Regions from separate parts of the Homo sapiens genome. Here region 2 is linked to region 1. Evidence: chromatin loops called from intact Hi-C (ENCODE). Cell type or tissue: heart left ventricle. All regions are shown on one strand. Each heading gives the region's core, and the rest is flanking DNA. Links, peaks and the distances in the headings are about the cores only.

Region 1 (16,025 bases), core at 2,575-10,574:
CTCATCCTCGGTCTCACCCTCTCACTCTCAGAAAATGACCTCAACTCCTATTTCACTGAGAAGAGCTACCTCTTATTCCTCCCTCGATCTACTCTGATCTCTCTCCATCCCCACCTTCACCAACCCTCAACCCCAAACCTATCCCCCATCTCCCTGCCAACTTTTCCCTCCTTCTCTGAAGAACAAATTACTTTCCCATGTGGTTTTTGCCCAAGATGTTTGCATAGTTTGGGCTGGCAACTGCTTGTGCCAGAACCCCCAACCCCAGCTGGTTGAGTTACAGAGCAACCATCCTTTCACTACTGCAAAAGAAAGTGGTGAAAGCAGAGATTGCAAGCTTCTATGAAAAAGTAAGGGCATCCCACAGCATGCCTGGCCTCTTTCATCTTGCCATAAATGCCACTAGTATACAACAGGGGACTCTCCAGTGCGGGGACCAAAGCCCAGGCTGGGAATTTGTAATAAATAGATGCTGGTTTTGAAGTTGTTGGGTATTTGTTTACCACGGAAACATTCTGGGTTTCCTACTCGGGTTTTTTTTAGCTTTTTTTCTGTGTGATTATTGCTGAAAATTTTGTTGTCTTGGTTTGTGCTAATTTAAATTCTCCTTTCCTTTATCTGGATTGATTTATTATCTATTTTTCTAAATTCAAGCTTCTTTTATTTTCTTTTTAAAATATTTTTCTCTTAATCCTCTTTGTTAAAGTATTAACACCCAAAAGAACATTCTTAATTCCTTAATCTTGTACTTAAGCTTCAAAACCATCTACTTTTATGTTTTTATTGTTTCTCCCCATGGGGTTTAGTCTGTTATCCTCTTAATCTTTTATCTCTTTCACTTTGATGTATTTAATCTTTTACCTTGTTGGTTTATATTATTTCATCTTTTATCTTAAATCTAATTTACTTATTATCTTGTCATTACTTTTTAATTCTTAATTTCTATTTTGCTTTTTAACTTTTATTCACAGTGTCTTAATTTTTTAACTTGGATTTAATTTTAGCTTTATTTTTTCACTCCTCTCATTTTCTTTTAATAATTTCACTCTTCTGTATTCTTATCTTAAAACTTATTTATCGTATCTCTCACGGTGGCTTTATGTCTTAACCTTTTATCTGCACTGGGCTTTTATTCTCTGATTGTAATATTTATCCTGCTCCTTTCCCTTTACCTTTCTCTTACCAAGTATCAATGCTTTATTTTTAATATTCTCTTAAACTTCTACCCTTTCCTCGTTATTTTGCTTTTCTCTCCTTTCTTTTTTCTCTTACATTTGTATTTATTTTATGACTTGGTTTAAAAATCACTAGCAGGAGTAAGGTTAGAAAAATCTCATTTCCCTCACGGAGAAATTGTAAAGCTTCTCTTTCAGGGTGTTCTCCCTTACTGCTGCCCCCGTGGTCCCACACGTCATGTACTGCTAGATTCCTCAGCCCTTTTAAGGAGATTGGAGACACCCTCATCTCCAAGGTCAACATTCTCAGTGATGGGGGTGGGGCAGTGGACACAACATGTTTACTAAAGGGCATTGCTTCCTGACATCTTACACTATCCCGTATGTGTTTTAAATTCATGTTTGTGGACATATTTTTGGATTGGGGGGCTGCCCCAAGCCTCAGCCTACACTAAAGCATATTAAAAGAAATAGTCCTAGAAAACCAAACAGTGAGGGTTGTTGAGGACGAGGCTTGTTACGTTTTTGAGGGCCCATGATAGCAACATTATCCTGAACTTGGCACCAAGAATAGGAATAGTGACATGGGTTCTTCTCTCTTGCATTAACTGCTCATGTTTCTCTTGTTGTGTTGGCTACTAAACATCTTAAAGGCTGGGCACGGTGGCTCACGCTGGTAATCCCAGCACTTTGGAAGGCTGAGGTGGGCGGATCACTAGATGTCAGGAGTTCGAGACTAGCCTTGCCAACATGGTGAAACCTCGTCTCTACTAAAAATACAAAAAATCAGCCAGGTGTGGTGGTACACACCTGTAGTCCCAGCTACTCAGGAGGCTGAGGCAGGAGAATTGCTTAAGCCCAGGAGGTGGAGATTGTAGTGAGCTGAGATCACGCCACTGCATTCCAGCCTGGGTGAGAGAGCAAGACTCTACCTCAAAAAATAAAATAATATAATATAATATCAACATCTTAAAGCCAAATGTATGCCCAAGCCCCAGGCAAGTTCCCTTGGACAAGGCAGGCAGTGTGTGCCTAACCTCCCATCCCACTTCATCCTACCTTTCTCTCAACTGCAATTTTCTTGTTTGTTTGTTTGCTTTTTGAGACAGGGTCTCACTCTGTTGCCCAGGCTGGAGTGCAGTGGCACAACCACGGCTTACTGCAACCTCAACCTCCCCAGGCTTAGGTGACTCTCCCACCTCAGCCTCCAAAGTAGCTGGGACTACAGATGTGCACCACTGCACCTGGCTAATTTTTGCATTTTTTGTAGAGATGAGGTTTTGTCATGTTGCCCAGGCTGGTCTCAAACTCCTGGGCTCAAGCAATCCTCCCACCTTGGCCTCCCAAAGTGCTGGATTACAGGCATGAGCCACCACACCCAGCCTTCAGCTACAATTTTCTAACCTACTTGTATTTTACTCTACTTCATAGTGTTATGTGTATATATATTTTTTATTTTTTATTTATTATATATATATATATATATATATATATATATATTTTTTTTTTTTTTTTTTTTTTTTTTGAGATGGATCTCACCACTGAACTCCAGCCTGGGCAACAGAGCAAGACCCTGTCTCAAAACAAACAAACAAAAATTGTAGCTAAAATCAAGAGAGAGGTCTTGAGAAAGAACTGGAGCCACCTAAAAAGCTAAATAAAGCCAGGGTCCTGATTGATACATTCTCATTTCAAACATTAATCTCATTAGGATCTTAAGATAGAATACATCCCTAATTTAAGTTTTAAACATATGGTCATCATGTGCATTATGGGCTTCAAGAAGTACTGATCACTCAGTGACCAACTCAACCACAGCTCTATAACCCAGCATTCAAAGACATAGATGAACAAACCCCAAATCATTATTAATTATGCATAAAGATGATAAATGGGGTCTCATTTCATGTGTTAACATGAATTAGTGGGAAGGGGCTGCATAGAACAGAGTACTGAGAAGAATTGTAGGGCTATATCTGGGCTCTGCAGGAATAAATTCTGTGATCATCTAGACATGTCTGCACAGAATGGGGAGTAGCAGCATTTGAAACACATAGGTGTCTTTTCAGGATATGGTTTTACTATTACTGCTGTATCACCGTATGCCATTGGTGTCTTTCATAAATACCTTTTTAAAACATTAACACATGAAGACCTACAATGACTCTTGCACTTTGTGCAAATCTATTTCCTTGAGTCAGAGAGTTTTTCAGATCAACTAGATCAAGGAACTGAGCTGAACTGAGGCTTATGATCTTGAAGCCATCAATACAGAGCTCTGGCTGAATCAAACTAAACTTCAAGCTCCAAGAACTTCATATACTCATAAAATCTGTATTTCTTTTAATATGGAAACACCAGAGTGATTTTTAAATTTTCTTTAGCAACAGAACTCTTCGTTTAAATTAAATCTCACACAAAACCATACACAGACAAAAGTAGATTTGTTCTTATTAAAGAGAGAAATGCCAGAGGCCCACCTTGCCTTTGACCTTCACCTCAAGCATCTCATCAGGTCTCTGAGATCTGGAGGGCTGTTTGAACACTAAGAGGAAACCGCTTAGATTGCTTGGGGCCCTATGTAATTGTAGCACTATAATATTGCGATCAATTAACCAACTCTTTTACCCTGATATTCTCAATTATGTTGTGAGTCAACCCCATTCATGCATCCAAACAGGAGGCATCCATTGCCTGAAGGAGGATTCATCCCATGGAATTGCAGAGCCAAATGGTCACATGCTTAGCTTTTGTTTTCAAAGGCGAGGTACAGGTTGAGTTGGTCTGCCTGATGAATGCTGGGCTATACTACGGCAAAACTGAACCAGAAATATCAGTGGATTGGCACAAGAAAAGTTATTTGGGTTGGGCCTCCCCATTCTAGCTTTTAGCAACATCATCTGGAATACAGATCCCCTGAAGGTCAATAAAGAGAGGAAGAGAGAATGGAGAACTCACACTCACTGTTAAATTCCTCAGCCTGTATATCAGTCAGCTAGGGCTGCCATAATAAAATGCTGTAGACTGGGTGGCTCAAACAACAGAAATTTATTTCTCACAGCTCTGGAGGCTGGAAGTCCGAGATCAAGGTGTGAGAGATTTGGTTTCTCCGGAGGCTTCTCTCCGTGGCTTGCCGATGGCCACCTACTCTCTGCATGCTCACATGAAGTGTGCAGATCCCTACTGTTTCTTTCTTTTCTTATAAGGACACCAGTCAATTGGATTAGGGCCTCACCATTATAACCTTAATTACTTGTTTAAAGACTGTCTCCAAATACAATCCCATTGAAGTTAGGGCTTCAATGGGGTTGAGGGGATGGGGTGAGACAATTCAGTCCCTAACAGCCTGGAAATATGAAATACTATTCCCATTCAAATTGTATTGGCTAGAACAGGTCACATGGCTCCACCTAACTACAAGATGGGCTGGTAAGTTTCAACTTCACTTGTGCCAGGGAGGAAAGGAGAACCAGGTATGAGTGAGCACTAGCAATTTTTACCTCACAAGAATATGGTGAAAAGATTTAAGAATATATGTGATTGGGCACAGTTGTTCCCACTCCTAGAATGACAGCAATGAAAGAAAAGTGATGAGGGCAATTCACAAAGGGCCTTTATTTGGAGAGACCATGTGGACAGAAACACAGACAGCATCCAGAGATACACCCCCACGCCCCACCTCCTCTAAGCAGTCACCCCCAGCACCAGGGAGACAAACAGAACTGAGTCAGTGCTACAGATAGTCAGATACTCCAGACTCCATTAGTGTTCTACATGGCCAGAGCTGAGGAGTCACAATAGTCATCCTTCCCTCTGGCATCTGGGCAGGACCTTTGATCAACAGTAGCCAGCACACTGCCCAGTGACCATCCACAGGACTGATGCCCACGTGAGCCCCCAGACTTAGTCATTATCTGACGACTCCAGTGGACAATCCCCCTCCACACACATTCACTCATAACGTAAGGTTCTCAGAGATCCAGAGGCAGAGAGTAGGGATGGTGTAGGAGGGTGGTGGTACCTGGTTCATGGTACTCTGTTACAGCAACAGAAAACAGACGAAGACAGGTCAGTACTCTTTAAATCTTTCTAGGTGGAGGGAAAGAACCTTCATCAGCCATCCTCCTCTCCTGTGGGATTGGAAAAAACAGCTCAAGATTTCCCCTCAGGCCAGGGCAAAACTGAACTAACCTTCTACTTTGAGAGGCACCAAACTAACTCCTGTTAACTCAAGGAAAGCCATAGAGCCATCTACTGGTCACAAGTAAAAGGAGGAAGTCATCTAAAAACAACACAAAAAAGTAAAAATATTCAAATTCATCTTTAATAACTTCACAGAGAAATGTGATAGGAAGCATCCTCTCATTCCCTTCAATATAAATACATGAGAATATTTTCTTAAATATAAGAATATATAAGAGACACCTGAAGTCAGATATGCCTTTAGTAAATGTGTTTAGGGAATTAGCATTGTAATATACTAGGAGGTCATCTAGTCCATAGTTCTTAGGTGCTCTTCAATTCTCTCAATTCTACATGTTCAAAATCTGTAAAAATAAGACACGAAGACACGAATTCATTTTTTAAAACCTGAAACCTGCAAGTTTAATTAAGGAATTCGAGATCCTGCAGTTTGGCTGACAAATGATATAGTCAGCACCCAATTTTCTCCTATTAGGTGATCTGCAGTACACAATCAGAGCCGCTAGGCCAATTTTCCTGAATGGTCATAAAGGTTTTTAACAAAGAAAGAGCTCCAAAAACTTGGGAATGGGATGAGGGCAATAAAGACTTCATTCAACCAGGGGCCCACTTTAAAGGGCAATATTGGATTGAAAAATTGAGCTACATCAGTTAAAGCACCAAACGGCCTTGCTGCTTAAAGATAGCTGATGAGTCATGTTCAACTCAACCTCCCCCTAACCTCCAGAGGCCTAGAATGTGACTCTAATGTAGTTTCTGCTTCCAAGTACAAAACCCAGACAAGACGCCCCGGCAAAGTCTCGGAAGAAACACCTTAGGGTCATTTTCACAGCCTATGAGCATCATTCCAATGCCCAGCCCGAGATATCATGCAGGGTACGGCGAATGCTACATTTGAGCACAGAACGTCTGACCTTCCATTTAGGGTCAGAAATTGGCTAATCTGTTTCTCAGACTTGCTCCACAGAAACTAAACCGACAGATCACGTTTAACTAAAACGATGCCAGACGCCATCCGTTCTCCAAAGAAATCTTCGAGACACGCTGGCCACATGCATCAAGTACACAGCGCCACCTACAGCATTATTGGTGCAATTCACCATCGCCCTCTTCACCGGCCGCACTGGTATCGCAGATACAGCCTGAGAGAATTGCTACATCAGGCAGACAGTATCTGACCTAGACTTTAAACGTCACAGGTATTATGTTTATTTGGGGATGAAAAAAAAAAAAAGAAAAGAACGTGCGATAGCAGGGAGGAGGCTGCGTTGATTGGTTATATGCCTGTCTGCTTTCTTGCTTGTTTCAGGCTAACATCATTGAATTCTAACATGGCAATTCTTTTTTTCCAAGATCTGCTGCAGGGAAAATCATCATGGCACATGTTTACCTATGTAACAAACCTGTACAGCCTGTATATGTACCCTAGGAACTTAAAATATAAAATAAAAAATAAACTTCAAAAAAGATCTGCTGCAGGAATTCACCAGGGTGTCAAATCAATCAGAAATAACCATCAAGAGCAGTTGACATGAAAATATGATGTGAAACTGTCATTCAGTCATCTGCCATCTATGAAATTAGAAAATAAAACCCTAGCTCTAGAATCCTCAAACTTGCAGATGCTGCAGTGGCGTGAGATCATAGCCAAAGGTTCTAGAAAAAGTCACAATCTTTTCACTAACTTCTAAAAGTCCGCCATATTTCCCATCTCTCTCATCTTCACGGGTCCTTTTATTTATGTTTTAATTCAAACTGATCAAGCATCTACTATGTGCTACAGAGATAAGATAGAAAGAGGAATAGATATATATATTATATATAATTATAATATATATAATTTATTATATATATAAATTATAATGCTTCGCAGTATAACTTTATCACTTCAATATAACATGCTGTATATACAGACCCATGTTTTCTACTTGCTTTTTGTTGTTGTTCAGAGAAGGATCACTGGGTCTGGGGCAATCAGAGAAGACGTCATGAGGACTGGAAAACCTTATTTCTTGAAGTTCAAGCTCAAGTATCAACAAGGAAGAAAATGCCAAATAGAAGGAATGATATGAGCGAAGGAGGTGTGAAGGTAGGGAAGTTCTAGATGTGCCCTGTGTAAAATATCGCTTGTGCATCCACACACACAGGTAGAAAGAGAGATAGACACACCCTCAATCACGCACCATTCACTCTATCCCCTTACTCTGCTTTATTCTTTCTCACAACATTTACTATTACCTGATGCATATGTATTTGTGTGATTACTGTCTCTTTCCAGGACAAGCTCCATGACAGCAAGAACTTCATTTCATTCACTGCTCTGTCCTCAGTGCCTAGTTCAGTGCCTGACACATTGCAGCTTCTAGATAAGTATGGAAAGGAGGAAAGGAGGAAGGGAGGAAGGGAGGGATGGAGGGATGGAGGGAGGGAGGGAGGAAAGAAGGAAGGAAGGAAGGAAAAGGAAGGAAAGAAGGAAGGAGGGAAGGAAGGAAGGGAGGGAGGAAGGGAGGGAGGGAGGAAGGAAAAGGAAGGAAGGGAGGGAGGAAGGAAAAGGAAGGAAGGAAGGAAAAGGAAGGAAGGAGGGAAGGAAGGAAGGAAGGAAAAGGAAGGAAGGAGGGAAGGAAAAGGAAGGGAGGGAGGAAGAAAGGAAAAGGAAGGAAGGAAGGGAGGGAGGGAGGGAGGGGAGGGAGGGAGGGAGGGAGGAGAGAAAAAAGAAGGGAGGGAGGGAGGGAGGATGAGAGGATGAGGAGGTGCTCATAACATCCACGGAGAAACACATCAGAGAGTCTTGGGAAACTTGATGGCCAGGGCAAATGGGGACAGAGTGGGGAGCGTCTTGAATGCTGGATGAGAAGCTTGGGTTTTTTCCTGCTTCTTCAAAGATGCCAGCATGGTCAAAAAATAAGGACAGTAGCTATGCTTTTAGAAGATTAATCTGGTGCAAATATTGGATGAATTTTAGGGAAATGAGACTAGAGGTAAAATAGCAGTTACTTTAAAATAGATAATGATAGTGATGGGTTACAGCCATTCAATAAAATGGGAATCAATGAGACCTTAGCGTATAAATAATTAAATAAATAAGTACGAAGTATAAGGTGGGTTTGGAATATCTTGTTTCAGAAAGTAAAGAAGTATTCAAAGATTGATACAGACGTGTCAAAAGGACTTGGGAGCCAGCCTGAAGGGAGTTTCACTGGCCAAATTTGGAAAATTTGACCTTTGAAATAAATAATGATAGTGATGATTTACAATCCATTGGATAAAATGAGAATCTATGAGGCCTTAAAGATATAAATAAACAAGTGGGTGAGAAGGGAAAGCCCTTCCTTACAGTGAATGCCAACTAATAAAAGTAGATAGGATGACAGAAATGGGAGATTATAGATCTTATTCTATGATGTGGCAACCATGATAGAGGAAGATGTCAATAATTGCTAAGGATGGTGGGTAAAGGTTCAGTGAGGAACAGGATATTGGTACAATGCCAGAATATCTCCCTACAAAATACTCATTAATCACAATGGAAAAAACAGTGGCTTTTTGGAGGAGAAATATGACAGAAACCAACTTGACAAAGTGGTCAAGGTAACACCAAGGGAAGAATCTACATTCTGCATCAGGAAGAGCACAGCATAATTTTCTGGAAGTCTTCCAGGAGTGCACGGCTTGAGTCTGGCCATGAGGACACATCGGACAGACCCAGGTCAGCCTTCAAAATCAAAAGTCATGCTATGGTTTGAATGTGTCCCCAGAAGTTTATGTGTTGAAAATATAATTCCCAGTGGGATTATATCTAGACATAGGTTTTTAGGCGGTAACTAAACTTAAATGAGATCATAAGGATGAGGCCCTAATTCAGTAGGACTAGTGGCTCTGTAAGAAGAGCAAGAGAGACCTGAGATGGTATCCACTGGCCCTCTCACCATGTAAATGCCTTCCACCTCCATCAAAAGGGGGCCCTAGACCTCAGACTTCCCAAGACAATGAACCCAAGACATTTCACTATGATTTGTCAAGAGCGAAGATTAAAGAAAAAAGCAGGGGCCAGGCATGGTGGCTCACGCCTGTAATCTCAGCACTTTGGGAAGCCGAGGCAGGTGGATCACTTGAGGTCAGGAGTTCAAGACCAGCCTGACCAACATGGAGAAACCCCGTCTCTACTAAAAATACAAAATTAGCCGGGCGTAGTGGCGCATGCCTGTAATCCCAGCTACTCAGGAGGCTAAGGCAGGAGAATCGCTTGAACCCGGGAGGCAGAGGTTGCGGTGAGCTGAGATCACACCATTGCACTCCAGCCTGGGCAACAAGAGCAAAACTCTTTCTCAAAAAAAAAAGAAAAAAAGAAAAAGAAAAGCAAAGAAAAGAAAAAAGGCCAGGAAGTTAGTAACATTTGTAGATAATCAGTGTTTATCAATGGCTTCACATTGATTTACAGCCCACCTCCCTCAAACTAAAACTTGAGGACTTCTCATGCAAAGCACTGCTTTCATGGAGATAGCATAGGGCATTTAGACCAAAACTTGGATTCTAGCTTTAGCGCCAATGCTTGCCATGTGGCATTACTGTAGTTGCCCCCCAAGCCTCAGTTTCCTTACTTGTAAAATGGATATGACAGTAGCAACTTCAGAGATAAAATATGCATAAACCAATCCCATCTATTTTATAACTAGTGAGTGTCATTGTTCAGAAATCAAACATTTTAGCACTGAAATATGCAGCTGGCTGTAATCGTGGAATGACATTGCTCTGCCTGGTTTTACTGGCTTGAATTTCTGACAGTGCTTCCAGCTGCCTAGTTTTCCATTCGTCCAGTCCTATTGTTTACATGGAATGACACCCAAGATTTCCTGAAGCTTATGGCTTTATTTGCACTTCTGGCTTTGCTGACTCCCCGTCGAGTGCTGTCAGCAAAGTGAGCAAGAGCAGCCCTGGGCTCATCAGCCACCAGCACTCTTGCCTTATTAGGAATGGTGGCCCTGCACAACAGGACCCATGGCGGCCAAGAACACACAACCTTGCTTGCAAGGGAACACCAGACAGATGTAACATGAGGAACGTCCTATTAAAACAACAGGGGGAAGGGAAGTGTCCCTCAATAATGTCAAGGTTATAAAAGACAAAGAAAGGCTGTGGAAATGTTCCAGATGAAGGAAAGCTGAAGAAACAGGACAACTAAATGCAGCCTGACCCTACAGGGGATTCTGTGCTGGAGGGAAAAATGCTGGAAAAAAACATCATTAGACCAACTGATAAAATTGGCATATGAACAGTAGATTAGATAACATATTGTATCAGTGTAAATGTGTGAGGCTGACAACTGTGCTGTGGTTATATAAGAGATCATCCTTTGTGTAGTATTTAGTACTCCTGGTATTATAATTTAGTATTTGGTATAATGTAGTATTGAGGATTAAAGGCCATGATGTCACTCACCTTTAATTCCAAAAAAAAATGGGAATGCATATATAATATACGATAGTATAAATAAATAAATATTTATATATGGATATACATCTGTATCTATATATAAATATGTATGTATATATATTCCACAAATTTAGAGAGATAGGAAGAAAGATAAAGAACATGAACAATAGGGCCGGGTGCAGTAGCTCACGCCTGTAATCCCAGCACTTCGGGAGGCTGAGGTGGGCAGATCACGAGGTCAACAGATCGAGACCATCCAGACCGACATGGTGAAACCTCATCTCTACTAAAAATACAAAAAATTAGCCGGGCGTGGTGGCAGGCGCCTGTAATCCCAGCTACTAGGGAGGCTGAGGCAGGAGAATCGCTTGAACCTGGGAGGCGGAGGTTGCAGTGAGCCGAGATCGCGCCATTGCACTCCAGCCTGGGCAAAAACAGCGAAACTCCATCTCAAAGAAAAAAATAGAACGTGAACAATAAAGCAAATGGGAGTAAAACATTCCAATGCGTGAATCTGAGTAAAAGGTATATAAATGCTCCTTGCACTATTTTATGTTTGCAATTTTTGTAAGTTTGAAGTTATTTCCAAATAAAAAGTGGAGAGAAAAAAGAAAGCAAGAAATGGTCATCCTGCTGCCTGCTGCCTGCTGCTGGGTTCTCAAGGAGCCAATGGACAGGAAGAATTAGGCATTTTTGGGCCTCATCAGTGACTTCCTCTGTGCCTCAACCTCTGTTAACAGTAACAATCACTTGCATAAAAATAGCTAATCCTTTTATAGTGCTCTTGTGCAATTGAGGCACTGTTTTATATACCTTATGTATATTAACTCATTTAATAGTGGTTCACACACGGTGATCCTAGCTGATATGTTGATCCCAGTTCTAATGAGAAAAGAGTATAAATGAGTAAGCCAGTAACTGTGATCCTCACCTCAGCCTGTGACGAAGGGAGGTCACCTTGGGCAAGTGATGGCACCAGGACTCACAACCAGCTCTTCCTCCTCCATGTTTCATCCTCTTTCCCCCCCCCGGTGGTTCTCGACCCTAGGAGAGTACCTGTCATCCCTTAAGAGGCTTTAAAAATACAGATTCCTGCTCTGAGACATCTAGTGTCCCACTGCACACATGCTACCAGGCCTGAACTCCTGCTTCCTCTGGCCTCCTGTTCTCTATGGAAATACCTGCATTCAGAGTCCCTGGATGTCTCTGGGGGCTCTATCTAAGGGACATCTACCACAAGCTGATTCCAGCTGAGGGGACAAAGGCCCACTGGCCATTGCATCCTCCTTTAGGCTGCCAGGCCATGTGGTGCGTGGTGGGTCCAGAGAACCCTGTGCTGGGTGCTAGTATCACACTTTCTCCACTGTGAAATGGGCTCTCATCTGAAAAGCTGTTACATGGAACCCCATGTCAGTAATCAGGTACTCTGTGAACCCTTGGATGATACCAGCAAAGACATAGGAAGGGCAAACTGATGGTATCTGATGGAATCAACTCCAAAAAAGAATCAATCACTGTCCCCTGCAGGGTGAGAAAGGCCTGATGGAATCAACTTGCCAGCAAATGTCTAGCTAGACTCTCCAAGAAGTAGGACCATACCAAGGGGTCATCTTCGTTCTCTGCCATCAACAGGTCGGGTATTCAGCAGTGGCAGTAACTGGATCAGCTTTGGTCAGAGGGGGCCCTTGCTGTTGGCCCTCTACAGAGCCTCTATCCCTACTACCGTAACTCTTCCAGCCATGGGCCCGTGGAGTGAGCATCAGAGGTGTTTGAGCCAGAGCAACTCCATCTTGAATAGGGGCTGGGTAAAATAAGGCTGAGACCTACTGGGCTGCATTCCCAGGAGGTTAGGCATTCTAAGTCACAGGATGAGATAGGAGGTCCACACAAGGTACAGGTCATTAAGACCTTGCTGATACAACAGGTTGCAGTAGAGAAGCTGGTCAAAACCCACTAAAAACAAGATGGCAACAAAAGTGACCTCACTGCTCATTATTCACTAATTATAATGCATTAGCATGCTAAAAGACACTCCCACCAGTGCCATGACAGTTTACAGATGCCATGGCAACGTCAGGAAGTTAACCCATATGGTCTAAAAAGAGGAGGAACCCTCAGTTCTGGGAATTGCCCACCTCTTTCTTGGAAAACTCATGAATAACCTGCCCCTAGTTTAGCATATAATCAAGAAATAACCATAAAAATAGCCAACCAGCAGCCCTCAGGCTGCTCCACCTATGGAGTAGCCATTCTTTATTCCTTTACTTTCCTAATAAACTTGCTTTCACTTTATGGATTAGCCTCGAATTATTTCTTGTGTGAGATCCAAGAACCCTGTCTTGGGATCTAGATCAGGACCCCTTTCTGGTAACATGAGCACTGGAGTGACCAAGGGCAGAGGCTGGCAGGCGTCTACCAGACGAGTCGTCTTGTCCACCCGGTTGTTGAGCGACTCCTCTGCTGTGCTCACCCTCAGCCGGGTATTGATGGCCAGCAGGGAGATCTGAGTGCTCTCTGCCCACTCCTGTAGGTTCATCCACACCTCACCCTGACTCTTGCTCTCAGATCTTCCACTCCTGCTCTTTCCAGACTTGCAACCAAATCAGTCACCACTCCCCAGGAGTCCATGTAAGCGACCTCGGGCCCCTTCTCCCTCCATACAAGATGGACAAACAAGGGTACTGCTCACAGCTCTGCTCATTAGGAAGACTCCCTCTCCACTGTCCTTTAAAGCCACTCTGGAGTGGGCAGCAGTCCATTTTCCACTCCTACCAGCAGACCCAAGCTTTTCTGCAAGCATCACAGGGAACCCCCTCTGGCCCCATGCAGCCATGATGTGAGCTGGGGAAGGCATCAGTGCAGCAGAGGCAGATGCCCCAGGGATGGGGGCCAACTGTTCATGTAACACAGTTGCCAGGCTTCAGCCCAAACACCTCTAGACAGAATCTCCAGGTGAAAGTCTAGAAAGCCCTATTTTGAAAAAGCTGATTGGGATGTGCCACCAGGTTTGGTTACCAGAATCGTGCAGTTACCCAGCATCAAGGCCCAGTAAGGATACACAGAAAGGCTTCAGTGCATAACGTAGACAGAGTGTGTGCCCTGGCAGAAAGAATCAATGGATACAAAATGCCTCAATGAAGATTTGAAAACTATCACTTTTAAATCAATTGACAATTCAAAACTAGATTGTTTACTTACAGATGGGGCAGTCAGAAACAGCCTGTACTACTCCTCTATAAAAAAATAAGTAGAATTTTGGCCAGGCACAGTGGCTCACACCTGCAATCTCAGCACTTTGGAAAGCCAAGGCAGGGCGGATAACTTGAGGCCAGGAGTTCAAGATCAGCCTGGTCAACAAAGTGAAACCCCGTCTCTACTAAAAATAAAAATAAAAAAATTAGGCCCGGCGCGGTGGCTCACGCCTGTAATCTCAACGCTTTGGGAGGCCAAGGTGGCGGGGGGGGGGTGCGAATCACAAGGTCAGGAGATCGAGACCAGCCTGGCCAATATGGTGAAACCCCATCTCTACTAAAAATACAAAAAAAAGTTACCCGGGCATGGTGGCACGCACCTGTAGTCCCAGGCAGAAGAATCGCTTGAACCTGGGAGGCAGAGGTTGTAGTGAGCCCGGATCACACCACTGTACTCCAGCCTGCGCAACAGAGCGAGATTCTGTCTAAAAAAAACAAAAAGAAAGGAAAAGAAAAAATTAGCCCTGCGTGGTGGTGTGCACCTGTATGTAATCCCAGCTACTCAGGAGGCTGAGGCAGGAGAATCGCTTGAACCTGGGAGACTCAAGTTGCAGTGAGCTGAGATCACACCCCTGCACTCCAGCCTGGGCAACAGGCAAGACTCTGTCTCAAAAAAAAAAAAAAAAAAGAGGTAGAATTTAGTTAAACATGCAGAGAGACTACAGAAATTAACACCAGTGACAGGAAAAGCATGAGCAAATACACAGAGGTGAATGAGGCTTCAATCCTAAGTGTAACCAGGGAAAGGCAGAACCCAGGAGTAACCTGGAGGAAGCTCCAGGGAAGCTTGCAAATGCATGTGCTCATACACACCCCATGTGGCTTCCCAGTCACAACTCACCACAGCTGCTCATAGTTTTACAGTTTCATGCCATGTGTATTGATGACCAACGTCTAGATTTTACAAGATTCCCACATTCAAAAATTTTGCTTCCCGTTAGACAAGATGCAGCATAATTTTCAGTTCCAGAAATGTTCTCTTCCTACCTACAGCCCATATTCCCAAGGCTGCCCATCCCCTGAAATAGATAAATAAACAGAAAACAAGGAGGAAGAGAGAGACAAAAAACAAGTAAGGAAAGGGAGAGAGAAACTGAGAGGAGACAAACAGACTGAGAGGAGAGAGAGACACTGGGGAGGAGGAAGACAGAGAAACAAGATGTTTATGTGGGGTTTTTACATTTGTGGAAGGTGCCCCTGAGGAAAAGCGGGAACCACAGGACAACATAGAATAGAAAGGGGAAGAGCGCCCTCTTGTGGCTCTGACCTGACCTTGTCTCTTCCTAGCCACGTGACCTGGGCAAGTTACTGCTCCTTAAGCTTCAGTCCCCCGTAAAACACGGGTAAAATGCGCTCCCTCAAGATGGTCGTGAGGATTAAATGAGAAATTGGATCCAAAATGCCTAACCCGATGTCCGCCTCAAAGAGCTCGATCAATTGTAGTTATTAATGTTATTTTTATTACGATTGTGATTATGGCAATGGGTGAGCAAACTCACCTCAGCAGGAAATGGTATTGCCCTCCTCCCAGAACCCGTAGAATTTAACCAAAAAGACCATATTTAACTTCGAATTACTTTTGTTTCCTACTCTTACCCTTGTGTACATTAAATCTCACCTACCGAAAACATAAGCCCCACGTCTCATTTACAGCTTGTCTCCCAAGCGTCATGTCTCACGCTAGAAATTAGAAATCAGTGTTAATCAGCTTTGCTCACAAATGCTTTATAATTAAATATGGGGCTGAAGTAAAATAATAACATCTTCCTTTCTGTACATTCGTATAGTGGCAAGCACTTACCTTATATTATCTCACTTGCGCACTCCTTTGTTTAAGAGATGTTTATTGAACACCTCAGCCGGAAAAGCAAAGCCCCTGCTCTCCGAGGCTCGGCGTGGAGGAGACCGAGAGCCGTCGGGGGACTGGGTGCCGTAGCGGGGGGCGGGGGGGGGGGGGACCGGTTGC
Region 2 (16,025 bases), core at 5,341-13,340, 380 kb before region 1:
TTGTAGTCTCTCAAACTTCAGATCTATAAAATATTTCTATAAACATATGTACAAAAAATCTTAGATTGTTACTAGTATTTATGATAGATAATACATCAAAACTGAATAAAGCGTACTGTGAATGTGCAAAGAAAGTTAGGTATCAGATAATATGCACAAGTACATTAGACTAAGATTTAAAGAGAACCATATTCTTATTTCAATAGGGTCACAAAAATCTCGAAGAAAATATAATGCACAGTCAGTACTATTCTATTAATAGAAGGGAACATAACATAATAAAAGGTGTCTACCACAGAGCATCTCATGATTAATGGTGACACTAGTTTAGAAGCTATTCTACTGAAGTGAGGAGCAAGGCATAACTCCTAGTGGTCAACATTGTACTAGAGCTTCTATTTAACTCATTAACACAAAAGAAATTAGGTACAAAGAATAAAAACAAACAAGGCTCTCTTCTGGAGCTGGGACATTCATCTTCTCCTGCCTTCCAACATCAGAACTCCAAGTTCTCCAGCCTTTGGACTCAAGAACAAGCTCCTCCTCTGGTTCTCAAGCCTTTGGTCTAGAAGTGGGAGTCACACCGTTAGCTCCTCTGGTCCTCAGGCCTTTGGACTCAAACTGATGTTAGATAATGCATGTGGGAGTTACACCATCAGCTTCTCTGGTCCTCCAGCTTGCAGAGAGCATGACATGGGACTTCTTGGCCTCCACAATCACATTCACAAAGTTCATCATGATTCAGGAGACAATTATTATACAGATCCTCATTTGTTCAGATACAAAAGAAGGAGGGAAGAGTCCATTGATGTGAATTTGATATCTCCTTGAGGCAGTGATGTACTAAGCCTATAGAATCATTACTATCTCTCCATGGCAGAAGTCCACTCCATGACTATTGAGTCTCCCACCACAGGGATTATAAATATTATCAGCACAGCCCAAGAAAACACCCAAGTCATGGTAACAGAAGCCTTAGATAGGGTTTAAGAAATTTTGCAAATCACAGAACTGTCCTCTTCATAGCTGACCACTAAAGATGAAGACCCTCAAAACCAGTGATCTTTCTAGAGGTCTGATGACTGATGCCTTGGGAAGGTTTTCAGGAAATGAGTATGAGTTTACTATGAATATGCACCAGAGTTGCAGTCACCTTGTGATGCCACTAACCATCTATATCAGTCCATTCTCACACTGCTATACAGAAATACCTGAGACTGGGTAACTTATAAAGAAAAGAGGTTTAATTGGCTCACAGTTCTGCAGGCTGTACAGGAAGCATGATGCTTGCTGTTATCTGCTTGACTTCTGGGAAGGCCTCAGTAAACTTTCCATCATGGCAGAAGGTAAAGAGAAAGCAGTCATGTCTTACATGGCCAGAGTAGGAGGAAGACAACAAGAGGGCAGGTGCCACATACTTTTAAACAACCAGATCTCGTGGGAACTCTAACACAAGGACAGCACTGGGGGGTGACGCTAAACCATTAGAAACCGCCCCCATGATCAAATCACCTCCCACCAGGCCTCACCTCCAACATTGGGGATTACAATTGAACATGAGATTTGGTTGGGGACACAGAGCCAAACCATATCACCATCAATGATGATCTCCTTTACATTGCTTAATTACTCGATAATAAAGAGAGTTAGGATTTCAACATCTTTAAATTGGAGGTTGTTACACATAAAAGGCCATTGGTTGACCTGGGCTTAAAGGCCTTTTTCTGGTTTGGAATATGTGAATTTTAAAACTGTTCTGAAACCCCTCTTCAGGCCTAGCTCCAAGTCATTGAAGCCAACTACCACTTGTCCAAAGTCTACCATAACTCCACCATGCTGCAGACATCCTGCATGCCACTGCTGTCCTCCTTGGTAAGGAAATAATTCGGGTAGAATTTTGATATCATGATCTAATTACCTGCCTGGATTCCAGATCTAATAATTCAATCTTAGTAAATATATTAGACAAACAGCTATTTTACAACCAATTTAACAGAGCTTTTTGAGCTACCAAATTGTTTTGGTATTATAAGGACATGGCTCTTTTTCTTATTCTCCACTCCCTCAAATAGCTAAAATAATAATTTATGGCATGGTTAAAAAAAAAAGAAAGAATAAAGAAACAAGATGAGTGATTGCAAATGTTATAATTACCACAAAGAACCAATAACTCCTATGAGTTCTACAGGTTTGTCTCTAAACTTTATTAAAATCAAATATTTCTATATTTTTGCAAAAATAAAGTAGAAAAATAAAAGAGAATAAAAAAAATACCCTTCTCCCTCTCCCTCGTCTCCCTTTGCACGGTCTCCCTCTGATGCCAAGCCCAGGCTGGACTGTACTGCCACCATCTCCACTCGCTGCAACCTCCCTGCCTGATTCTCCTGCCTCAGCCTGCCGAGTGCCTGGGATTGCAGGCGTGCCACCACGCCTGACTGGTTTTCGTATTTTTTGGTGGAGACGGGGTTTCACAGTGCTGGCCTGGCTGGTCTCCAGCTCCTGACCACGAGGGATCTGCCAGCCTCAGCCTCCCGAGGTGCCGGGATTGCAGACGGAGTCTCACTCACTCAGTGCTCAATGTTGCCCAGGCTGGAGTGCAGTGGCATGATCTCGGCTCGCTACAACCTCCACCTCCCAGCCGCCTGCCTTGGCCTCCCAAAGTGCCGAGTTTGCAGCCTCTGCCCAGCCGCCACCCCGTCTTGGAAGTGAGGAGCGTCTCTGCCTGGCCGCCCATCGTCTGGGATGTGAGGAGCCCCTCTGCCTGGCCGCCCGCCCAGTCTGGGAAGTGAGGAGCCCCTCTTCCCGGCCGTCATCCTGTCTAGGAAGTGAGGAGGATCTCTGCCTGGCCGCCCATCCTCTGGGATGTGGGGAGCGCCTCTGCCCCGCCGCCCCGTCTGAGATGTGAAGAGCGCCTCTGCCCGGCCGCGATCCCGTCTGGGAACTGAGGAGTGCCTCTGCCCCGCCGCCACCCCGTCTGGGAGGTGAGGAGCATCTCTGACCGGCCGCCCCGCCTGAGAAGTGAGGAGCCCCTCCGCCCGGCAGCCGCCCCGTCCGGGAGGTGGGGGGATGCCTCTGCCCGGCCGCCCTGTCTGGGAAGTGAGGAGCCCCTCTGCCCAGCCGCCACCCCGTCTGGGAGGTGTACCCAATAGCTCATTGAGAACGAGCCATGATGACGATGGCGGTTTTGTCAAATAGAAAAGGGGGAAATGTGGGGAAAAGAAAGAGAGATCAGATTGTTACTGTGTCTGTGTAGAAAGAAGTAGACATAGGAGACTCCATTTTGTTCTGTACTAAGAAAAATTCTTCTGCCTTGGGATGCTGTTAATCTATAACCTTACCCCCAACCCCATGCTCTCTGAAACATGTGCTGTGTCCACTAAGGGTTAAATGGATTAAGGGCAGTGCAAGATGTGCTTTGTTAAACAGATGCTTGAAGGCAGCATACTCCTTAAGAGTCATCACCACTCCCTAATCTCAAGTACCCAGGGACACAAACACTGTGGAAGGCAGCAGGGCCCTCTGCCTAGGAAAACCAGAGACTTTTGTTCACATGTTTATCTGCTGACCTTCCCTCCACTATTGTCCTATGACCCTGCCAAATCCCCCTTCTCCAAGAAACACCCAAGAATGATCAATAAATACTAAAAAAAAAACAAAAAAAAAACCTAAAAGATTTAATATTAGCTTTGCTCCTAAGAATTTTAAGGGAAGAATTATATTGCTCTTTTGTTAACCTTATTAAAACTTTAAAGGGAGAGAGGATTTTGAGTCTTCTCATCCATTACTATGAAACCTGATGGTCAATGTTCTCCCACAAATAAATAGTAAATTAAATGCGATTTAGTTCTAAGAGGATTTTTCATAGAACTAAACATGCTACTTATAAAATTCACATAAACAAATTAAAATAGCGTGTTCACTTTTAAAAAATAAGGAAGGCATTTGCCATACCTCATAGAAGATTTAAAATAAAGCCAGAGTAATTTAACTGGTATGGTCTGAGTATAGACTGTGTATGCTGCAGTAGAAGGGGCTTGGAAGTGGTGATAACCAGACCGATAGCACCAAACATAAAGCACAAAAAAGGCTTAAATGTATGGTATCTACAGAGATGGAAACACTAATTAATGGAGGAGAACTACTCAGTAAATCTCAGATCCTTACCTCCCATCATAAAAACAATTATTGAGATGGACTGAATAGTTTTTTTTTTTTCAAAGAATTTTCCAGGAGGCCTAAGTCTGAAAAAAATTAAAAACAAAGAAAACATAGGCAAATATCTTGATTAACACACACTAGGAAAGGGCTTCCTAGATAAACCAAACAAAGTTAATTAAGGAAATGTGTTTAAACTATTTGCTTTTTATGTAATACGTGCAATTACTGTGAAATGTAAAATATACAAGCCACAGATCAAGGGAAACATAATTGGAACAAGAACACTAAAGGATCAAATTCGTGTAATTAAAGAATTCCTAGAAACTGATAAGAAAAGGCAACCAGTAGAAAACTGGGCAGAAATGACAAGAAAAATTAATAAGAAAACATCAAAATGGCCAGTGGGCATAAAAGACCTTCAATCCAAGTATTGATCGAAGTAATACAAAATAAATTTACCTTGGGATATAGAGAGACATCAGATTGACAAAACTGAGAGTTGTAATTTTCAGATTTGTTACCAAACTACTAATAGGACTATAAATTGGCACAGCCTTTTAGGACATATTGCCAAATTGCTTTCTCAAAATTTGCTTCTGGATCATGGAATACATGTATTTTTGCTTCTAGAAACACTTTCCAGAGAATCTTATGGGTGTCTGTACAAGAATATATATGACATTTATCACAGTAAAATGTACAATAGTGAAAAATAGGAATCCACCTGGATGTCAATTTTAAAAAATTGATAAATTGGGCTATAATCAATTTCTCAGTAGATATGTTTGTGTGACACACCTATGTGTATATTTACATACATATTTATATACACACAAATATACATATGATAGGTATATAAACATGGATAAGGTAGCTCTTTAAAAACTAAATGGGAGAAAGTAGGCAGGAGGAAGTAAGTGCCAGAAGATACACAGTATGAGAACATTGATGTATTTTTACAAAAGCCAAGTATACTGTTTAGTCCATATTTTTATAGATTTACTATATAGATAATCATAAATATAGGATTCTTCTCTGCAAAAAAAAAAAAAACAAAAAATCACTGTGACCAAGAAAACCATCTGGAAAACCATAGAGAAAATGTGTTTAAACTATTTTCAACAAGCTTATGCAAAGATTTGCTTCCATGAGATATGTTTCCATGTAAAAATACCAAGACTTCCCACACCAAGCTACAAGTACTTATTTATATACCCCAGAAAGTTGTAATTCTAGAACTGATGGTCACCAAAGAAAGCTGCTTGGCTTCGGGCCCTGACAAATTGCAAAAACATCAAGAGAAAACCACTACATATAGGGTTCTAGGTGTCAGAATTTGAGAAAGTATAAGAGAGGAATGGAAAGCAACTTCTTTCCTTTCTATGAAACTTCAGAGCTGAAAAAGTATTGACAATGAAACGTATGGATTCCCAAGCACAGGCTGACAGTTTTCATTTCTCATAGAGCACTTCATGTGAAGTAACCTGACAGCATTTGCAAGATGGTTTCTGAGCTGATCCGACCAGCATTTTTGTACTCACTCCTTCGACCATTAATGGAGAAAGAGAAATTGTCTTGGAAAAAGTTGTAGAACTAGGGTGCAGTCAAGCCAGAACTAAAGTTAATTTCACTAAAATTAGAGATAGTACCCCACCATACCATATCTAGAAAGAAAATCCCTTCCTCTTCAACACTTCCCTTTACCATGCGACCCCTGCCATTAACTTCTCAAAAGTAAATGCTGGCACAAAAAGTACAGTTTCCTGACTGCAACCTGGCAGGAAGTCCTTCCTTGAAGCAGGGAGAAGGAGGGAGTTTTCCCATGTCTACCAATCACAATAGATAATGCAAACAGCCTTTGGCTGTCAGCTCCTTCAAAGTCTGCCTTGGCTGCAAAGAGCTGCCTTGCCCGCAAAGAGCTGCCTTGCCCAAGGTCATTCTCTTCCCCAGAGAGCTCACACCTGGAAATTCAGTAAAGAAATATAAAAGAGGCAATTCCTTCCTGACTTATGCAACTCTGATGTGCAGTCGTTGCACCAGAGCTCTCTGCAAGGTTAGCTAAAGCTCTGTTGGGCCTGCCTCTCATTTTTATTTCTTCCTCTGCCCAATCATGCCTCCTTCACTTTTCTTTCACAGGTATTGATTCCTAATAAATATAACATACCCCAAACTTCATCTCAGTGTTTCCTTTCAGAAAACCAAAACTAAGAGAGTTGGTATTGAGAACAGTCAGAGAGTGGGTGATAAGATGGGGCTTTGGAGCTAAAGCACTGCTGGCTGCCTGGCTCACAATGAGGACCCCATCACTGGCAGTAGATGGAACACAAAGACAGCCTCTAGAACAAGATGGCAGTCAGTTGTCAAAGCTGACAGCATAGCCCAAGGATATACTTGGTTGAAGAGGGAAGAAAGAGACTATGCCACAAAGGACCTGCAAAGTATAGCCAGAATGCATGGGCAGAAATCAAGGGCATACACATGAGGCTGAATTATAACAGTGCTGGTTTAAGGGGGCCAGAATACCCCCAAGTCAATAAACTCTTCACTCCATCTCCAGGGAGTTAAAATTGGGTAAGAAATATATTGACATGGGAGAGATACACAGTTTAACATCTTAGCAAGAATTCCAGGAAATAGTATGAACTTGTTACTACCATGACTCCTAGAAATACAGAGAAAAAATGGCCTATGCTGGAGAAGCAAAATCCTAGCTTTTACATGGAAGATGGTTGAAGAATGGATTAAAATACTTAGGAAAGGCAGCATGGTAGAATGGCTATACTATATTCACTTGAAGACCTGCCAGGTGATATACTCCAGAAGAAAGCTCATGGCAGACACCATTTACTAATACCAGAAAAAAAAAATGCTATTGAGAAGGGCACCAGCCTCATTAAGATGTGAAACAGCAGCTTTACACTATACATCAGGCATGATGTTTGGAAATGTTGTTACGGAACTTGGCTTAGTTATGGTAAAGGGGATAAGACCCCAAAACATAGAAGCCAAGCCAAAAGGCCACAATTATCATGGTGAGTGGAAAGACTGGAGTGGCAATCAAAGGGACCTAACTCACAAAAAACTGTGTTGATGGTTGATGGAACATAGCAACCACCCTAGGAGCAAAACAGGCGGGCAGCCAACAAGGATACTACTCAACTTGTACCAACAAAGGAAATAAATGATGGATGTCAAGGAGTCTGAGGGAGGGCACCCCATTAAAAAGTCATAATTCATTATGCAATTTCTAGATGTGAACCAGTTTTCAGACCCAGTCTGTATTATGAAGATTCCTACAAAGTCTTAGGTACTATACATGGTAATATTTGATTATTTTCCCCAAAGGGTCTTTTGGCCATTTACTCAAGGAAACTAAACATTGAGGAAAAAGAGAATTCCCAAACATTTTAAGGATTGTTTGAAAATGGGTATGAATTGACAATGAAACCTGGAAGCCCAAAGCAGTATGATGGCCCTCTGTTAGAGTTGAAGCACATAAGGGCCAGATAATAAATGGCTAATGTCCACTTTACAATGGGTCAGCTTGATCTGCAGACCTATATGGTGATCATCTCCATACTTCCAGGATACATAATTGAACTTAGCATGTTTGACAATTGGTGAAACTTCTATATTAGGGTTGCTGCTTTCCCCTGTGAAATCTTTAATCCTACAGGCTACGTGGAAGCTTCTAAAACTGCCCCACCAATAGCCAAAGGGGTAAATCAAACACAATATTTCGTCTTCAGGAAGGGGACAGTGCAAAGTTGCTGCAGGGAAAGGTTCTGATGCCCAAAGTGCTAACACTTTCATGCAAAACATAGCAAGTATCTCATTGAATGGTAAGCTATAGTTGGCTCAAGGGCACTTTGGCCTACTTGTATCCAGGAATTAGAAAGTAAGAAAAAAGTCACAATCTTGGTAGAGGAACTTGACCCTGATCATGAGGAGGAGTTAGGACTGCTTTTACACAGGTGGCCGACTTGGGTACTTCTTGGAACTGAGTTGCCCAATTATCACTATAAATGGAAAAATTCCTACAACCCTAGCCAGAGAAGGGCATGGTAATCATGGCCTCAGTCACTCCAGGGGAAAGTCTCTGAAGAGTTTAATAGTTACCCCAGACTTAAATTGTTGCTTGATATGGTTTCCATACATTCTAGAACCTAGAACATAATATTGTATTGACTTCTTTTTGCTGAATTTTAGATTGGTTCCTGGCTATCATTATTTTCCATGACTTAATGGTTAAAGTATAAACATGGATTTATTTGAAAAATTATGACTTTCCACAACACCGCACCTCATACGTAAAAGCAGCCAGTAGGATTTTTTATTTATTTTTGAGACGGAGTTTCGCTGTTGTTGCCCAGGCTGGAGTGCAATGGCTCAATGTCGGCTCAAGGCAACTTCCGCCTCCCGGGAGCGATTCTCCTGCCTCAGCCTCCCGAGTAGCTGGGATTATAGGCATGCGCCACCACGCCCGGCTAATTTTTTGTGTTTTTAGTAGAGACAGGGTTTCTCCATGTTGGTCAGGCTGGTCTCGAACCCCCGACCTCAGGTGATTTCTCCCCCACCCCCCCGCCGCCTCAGCCTCCCAAAGTGCTGGGATTATAGGCATGAGCCACCGCGCCCGGTCACCTGTAGGATTTTGTTATTCAGAAATACAGTCCCTCTTAAGTAGGGTGAACCACAAAAGTGAGCCTACGTTCTCGCTTATTTCTGTCTCCTCTCTTTGAAGGTCACTATAGATGCAACTGGCAACTGGGACCATGACATCTGTATAAACACTGACCAGCAATTTATCTTTCTAGGATCAGAATGGGGAGGCAGCGCAGCTTGAGGAAGAAGGGCCAGGAGATAAACAACACACATTCAACTGAGGCCCCCTAGTGGCTGAGGAAATGTTAATCAAATACTTTTCCAGACTAATTTCTACCAATTTCGATAGAAGTTTGGTGGAAACGCTGCTATCTCCACCCCATATTTCGTTCCATGGATCCTTACCATTTGCTTTCATTCCCGTTTCTACCCTTCCAACGCAGATCTGCACATTCCTGGGGCATCCTAAACATGTCTGAAGACCTACTGAATATTGAGTCTAAGATCATCTCCCCTTGGTACTGGAAGTAATACAAATAGTGTTATCTCTACATTTATTTCCCCAGGCTCTTTCTATAGGTTTAATAGACAAGGATGATATACACATTTCATACTATTTGAAAATCACTTCCTGACTACACTTTTACATACTTGAAAATGGATTCTCAACTTCTTTTGCGTGATTTCTATCTAACTTTGTCATTTGGGCTTCAATACACTCCATACATTCACTAGGGTATTATAACACAGTAATTTTATCTTTAGTGTACTGTTGTGGACTTTAATAGCTAGATTTCTAGTTCAAACAAGGATTCAATAGAACCTGTGCTTCAACCTGAATGGAGTTTGACTGAACAACCCTAATTTGCCATGAGGAAAAAATATTGAGTGCTATAGCTTCAAATGGTAACATATTCAGAAGATGAGATTTCTTGTGCAAATGATTTGTCTCCAAAAGTTTACCAACTTCTGCTTAAGAGCAAATTTCAAGGGATAAAGTAATTTTTAAGGTATTGATCTTTAAGAAACATTTCCTGTATTTTAAACCAAGCAAATATATAACCTAAACATCTAAAGATGTATGTTCTATGAATACTAAGTTACAGCATGATTAAAGACACATTCATTGTCAGTGATTTCTATATTTTGCAATAGCAGAGGGAGCCATAAAAGGGGAATGGAGCAATACAGCCTATATTCTAATACTTGTCAGACTTCTGCCAGGCAGTGATCAACAGTAAGGATTCCATGACAATGTTACCATGACAATCCTAGGAACAGACAGAATGGAAATGAAAGAGACTCTAGACACTGATAACAGGACATCTACTACTCCCCCAAGTCCTGCCTGATCAGTAAACCAGTAACCTCATGTTACCAAATTTTTAGCTTAGTGGTTAGTACAGGTGAACATTAGTGAGTTATGATCATTCTAAGTATTCTTCAACCAACTAAGAACAACACTACAATACGTCAAAGTTACATGTGTTTTCTAGATCAAGCTAAAATGTAAAGATGATGTAGGTTCTCTGAGAATTCACATTTTACTCTTACTGTAAATGACTATCCTGTAAGTGTTTAATGCCCTTTCCCTACCATTCTAAGAAAATAACTGAATCCTTATTAGCATATGTAGGTGAATGGTTAATAGTACATAAAAAAGAACTTACTTTATTCACAATTTGTTAATGAATCCAAATCATTTTGAGCATCAATGCCTCAATCAGTGTCTTTCAAAATCCATCTCAAAACTTCCCAACCCACCATAGCCCCTGGGGATTTATGCCCTCCCTAAACCATCACTTATGTGTCATGACAGGGTACACATTACAACTAAAGCTCCTTGTGGATCCCGGCATCTAAACTGCAAAGAACATCAAATGTCTAAGTGAAATTTGTCACTTGATATTTTTGGACCCACATCATCACACAGTGTTAAACCTGAGTGGATCTGAGGTCATCTAGTTTACTTACCCTCTTCACATAAAGCTTCTTTACATGTAAAGTAAGTGACTTTCCTGGGGTCAAAAGATCATTGCACAGCAAATGTATGCTAGAAATATAGACTCTTGGCCCTGAATAGATGGCAAATACTTCATTGTTTCTGGATCAGATCTTATGGAAGCAGCCCTCTGTGTTACCTGATGATTTTTGCAATCCATGACTATGTCAACATGCTACGGAGATGAGAAACAAATTTGCTTTGATTTTATACACTGTTTGTGGCACAGAGATTGGTCACCTGCTTTTCCCAGCCCAGTTTGCAATGCCAGATTTATGGCATTTTTAAATTCTGCCTGCTAATTCCTTGCTACTCTGCTTTTCCAAATCAAATTCAGTCAGACTTATCTAGCTCTGTCTGAATGTGTCCCTTGATTGAGTGATGTTAGTTCAAGAAAAAACACTCAAATCAATTTAATGCAAATTCCCATTCACAGCCTGGTTGACCCATCAGGATACTGACAATAATAGATTGGGGTACTTAATTCCTAAGGCATGTGACTCATCGAAGGCTTAGTAATCAATTTCCATTGCTGCGACTGCATAATTCATCTTTGGTGCTCTTAAGCTCTGGAATACCAAGTGTCTGTTCATTTTTTTTAAGGCCTACACATTCCTTCCGAATAGCAAAGCCCTTTTCGTGTCTCTGCAATCATTTCCTTATCTAAATTTCCATATGCCACCCTGGCAAGGTGTCCCACCTGTGAAGGCTTTAGATCAATAAAAATAATTGGCATGTTTTCCCTCCAGTTGCAGATGCCTGAAATAGATTACATGCTGCTCTAGCAGACAATAGGAAGATGAAATGGAGGCTGGTCACTGCCTCTATCCACATTAGCTATTAACTCTCTACAGGACAGCCAGTAGGGATTCTTATAGTTTGAACCCTGTTTCCCAAGATCCCCAATCTGTTTTATTCTCTAAGCATTAAAGTGAATGGGAAGCATATACAAATAGGCAACAAGCAGATGTCCTTTCCATTTCAAGAAAGGCATGCTGTGTTCCATCCAGACTGTACCTGCATTTGTCATTTTTTGTGTCTCTTTTCCTGTGACAAAAGCCTTATGTTGAGATCAGATTATGCCCTGGGAATTTTCTTTGGCAACTAGGTAAGGTTTTGTCTCAATTCTTAACTCTACAGGCAAGAAAATTGTTAAGTCAAATAAATCTGTAGAATAGAAGCCATTGTTTTACTAACTTTTGTCTACAGGAGCCAAGTGTTTACCCATAACTTTGATTTTCCTGAGGCAGGAAACTAAATTAGTCATGTTTCCTCTATGTACTTGTATTCCCCAGATACCGAAGACTATATGCACCACCAAGTCATTCATGAGAGCTGCAGTAGACATTCCATTCAGGATTATGTTTCTGTCACTTTCTGAGCAAATAACAAAAGTATTAAAGGAGCTAATCATGCCTCTGAAAACATAGTATTTCCCTTGGCCTTATCTCTTCTGATATAAATCTGTGTCCTCTCATTTTATAGAATTAAAAATCATTTATAAGAAAATAATGCCTAAAAAGAATTAGAAAAAGATAAGGATGTTAGTGAATGTGTAAGCTTACGCTCTATTCTGAGTAAGTCGCAAGAATGTGAGAAGTTGGAAAAAAGTACTTGTAGAAGTATAAGGAATGAGAGTACTTCTCAAAGTTGGGTGGATGCCATTAGCAGGAAATGTTCTTGCAGTAGTAACCCAGCAGTAATAAATATATATATATTTATGGTTATATAATAATTTATATATTTACATATATTTTATATATGTTGTATGTTTATATATAAATATATAACTTGTTTATATTTACACACATATGTATATAAATATATTACACATTATATGTATCTATGTAGTATATACATTTGCTTTATAACACATATGTATATATGTAATTTATATACACATATATACACATATATACATGTGTGTAAATATAAATATATACACATTTATATATTTATATATACACATATTTACATGCATCTATATGTAAATATATTTTATGTGTTAAATCATATATATAACATTCTAAAATTTAGCTAGAAACAAACTCCTTCCTCATAAAGCTTACAATATAATAAGTATTCAATGATAAAGCAGTCTCCTATACATATACATTTGTATATCCTATATAGACATTATTAATTACATTAAAATGTTTTCACTTGCCTTTTTGGTTGTTTGGAATTGAGTATGATAGACCCTTTTTTCCATTTTTACAGAAAAATAACAGTGCATTCATTTTAATACTACATATGGAATACATTGTACACTCGTGCTTTAAGACATCACAAGTTTGTACATATAAACTTGTGGGATAAACTTGTAAATATGGGGTTGAACCAACATGTTTGTTTGAATATGAGTGTGGTATTGACTGTATACATAGGTTCATTCTTTTGTGCATTAAAACTGATATTCTATTCTGAAGATGTCAGTCTTTAATCTTAGTAAGGAAAAACGAACATAATCAGCTACCCTTTAAAATCATGTAAAAGCCTAAAACTACAAAAGACTCAAATTTATGTTACTAAACAACAGAGACTATATAAGACCCTAAAATTTTCCAGAGGGGAGAAGTAAGTCACAAAAAAAAGAAATGAGAATCAGAATGTCTTTGGAACTCTTAACATCAACACTAGATATATGAAGGCAATAGCAAAATATCGTCAAAATTCTGACCCAAAAAAATGGTGGTCTACCCTCACACTTGATTGGTGGTTTGCATAGGCAGAGGAATCCAGGTTGAAAAAGACATTTTCAGACCTGGAACTAAAATATACCTTTCATGCACTTTGTCTCAGGTACTAATGAAGGATGCATTCCATCAAACCAAGGTTGTAAACAATGATGACAATAACAACAGTAAGATTGTTGTTATTCAGGAAAGAGGAGCTTTCCTGAATGAAAAGAGGAGCTTTTGATTCAGGAAAGAGGAGCTTGAACATTGGAGAGCAGAGAAATGAAGTCTCAGATGAGTAATAAGTCATGCCCAGAGAATAATCAATCCTGACAGTGCTAGAGAATAGAAGGCTGCAAGGGGGAAGTTATCTAGGAAATAAAAAGCACACTAGATCTCAATTTTTGATTTAGAAAAAACAGTTGGTATTTGACAGCTCATTTGAACTTTTTAGAAAATAGATACATGGAAAACTAAATATTGAACAATAAGAGAATCGTAATTATAGTATACTACCTGGCTCAGCAGAGAGGAGTATTTCTGTAGTCATACTGTAAATGCCAACTGAATTTGACAAAAAATGTATGATAATGATCTTGAGAAAGTTACAAGATTGTATAGACTAATGTCAGGGATAGGCAGTTGGACTAATTCATCAACATCCACAATAGGATGTAATATCCTAACTAATAAATCAAGAAATAAAACACATATTATTTACCCACACGGAGGTGAATTTCAGATGCAATGCCAAGAGTTGGAAGTGGTTCCCTCTAGGGTGCACTAATAAAGTGGGAGAGACCAGGTAGAGAAAAAGATCATTGTTTTTTTTCTTGAATCTTTTAGCACTACTTGACTTTTTAACTCCACAAATGTATTACTTAGATTAATGCTGTATTAATTTAATTTCAGACATTTTGATTGAAAGGATCCCCCAAGTACTGAGTAGGAAGAACAAAATTTGACTTATACCTAAACACAACGAAAACTTTATCTTATTTGGATATCTAAATTATACCAACTTTCAGGAAGAAATTTCTTTATAAGTAATAATCCTACTTGGTGTCAGATTTTTAGCAACAATGTTTGTCCATTGTGTCTTGTCTTGTTGCTGTCTTTCCATTCAGTGCACTGAAGTTCTGAGTGAAATTTTTGGACTGATGATACCTTCACATGTGAGTGACAGTTTGGCTGTGTGTGTGTGTGTGTGTGTGTGTATGTGTATGTGTGTATATCCCTTCAAACATTTATTGAGTTACAAACAATCCAATTAAACTCTAAGTTATTCTAAAATGTTCAATTCAGTTATTATTGACTATAGTCACCCTATTGTGCTATGAAACAGTAGTTCTTATTCATTCTTTCTATTTTTTGTGCCCATTTATATTCCTACCTTCCCCCCACCCCACCCTCCGCTACCCTTCCCAGCCTTATGGTAATTATCCTTCTACTCTCTATGTAGTCTGGCTGTGTACAGATTTAAAAGTTAAGGTACTAATAAGAAGCAGGCACACTCAATGAGATATTTTATGAACAATCCCCGTTATTGTACTTTCCTCAAAATATGAATGGGATATAAGGGGGAAAATGCACGGGGTGGGGCATGCAGTATTCTCTGGATTTAAACAACAGGGGGAAACATTCCACCCCCAGGCACAAAGCATCATAGAAGAAGAAGATCGTTATGAGTACCCAGAAAAGTTAGGCAGAAGAAAATTAATAGGCTATATTAGACCTTAACACTTGGAAAATTCTCCTTTGAAGCAACAATGTTTCAATAATCTAAGATTGTCTGCTTCTGTAAGAATCCATTCATATTAATTGGTTTTAAAAGAACATTTGCATAATATGATAAATGTCATTCATTATCTATGGGTTGAATCTATAAACCAAAGCATGGAAGACTTAGTTATAATTTATTTTTAAATCAAGTTTTGACATTTACAATCTTTTCTGTAACTATAATTAACAGATTTGGTAGAAGAGGTAAGAGGTTGGGTAAATTTAGTAAATTCTTCATTTTTTCCAGCAGAGACAATACATTGTCTAAATACTCTTTTATTTCTTGACTTAGCAGCTTTAAAGTTATGATGCAAACATAAAATCAGTATTACATTATTGCCTCTTGGTAGTAGGACTGGAGCTGGGGAAGTCTTGAAATTCAATTTTCTATCTTTCTGTAGTGTTTGAATAGTAAACCAATGTATACAACACAGTAAAAACAGTGTTGAAAGACCAGTAAGGACAGCATTGCACTTGTCCAGGACAAAGATATAGGAGGCAGAGGAGTACTATAGAGCAAGCCAGGCACAACTTCATCTGATGTCTCCAAGCACTGCTAGGTTTTAAAAGTTTTCTTAGTACCCTGGTCATCAGTGTAAGAAGCGTCAGGGAGCAGGAGTAGAAAGAAGATAAAAATCCTGGATTAATCCTGGTTTAAGCCTGAAATGATCAACTTATTCAATGATTTGAAGTGTTTAGAATATTTTATATTCATACCTAATGGGGACTCAATAAGGTAAGTTCAGTTCTAAACACACACACACACACACACACACATATATGACTGCATGTTTTCAATTTGT

What was found. Peaks named below come from ENCODE experiments on the same cell type or tissue, not always from the same donor. Only the 100,000 strongest peaks of a DNase experiment are listed, where the experiment ranks them.
Region 2: a loop joins it to region 1, with 3 times the contacts of the local background. A loop is called at or near these places in 9 of 110 quality-filtered maps.

The regions. Positions count from the first base shown.
Region 1 is chr15:45,705,125-45,721,149 of GRCh38, reverse strand. It overlaps LOC105370802 (a long non-coding RNA gene), which reads right to left and starts at 15,955. Exons shown (of 5, transcript NR_135680.1): 1 at 15,861-15,955. It overlaps LOC124900365 (small nucleolar RNA SNORD71), which reads right to left and starts at 10,335; the gene lies at 10,277-10,335. RefSeq lists an enhancer at 5,945-6,239. In heart left ventricle, for the core only: CTCF peaks have their summits at 5,427 (motif pointing left) and 6,447; a DNase peak (open chromatin) is centred at 6,449.
Region 2 is chr15:46,085,067-46,101,091 of GRCh38, reverse strand. It overlaps the pseudogene LOC100419366. Among named protein-coding and RNA genes, the nearest start is that of SQOR, 460 kb to the right of the region's middle. RefSeq lists a silencer at 5,887-6,181. In heart left ventricle, for the core only: a CTCF peak has its summit at 9,053 (motif pointing left); no DNase peak of the experiment used is centred there; H3K27ac peaks cover 561 bases.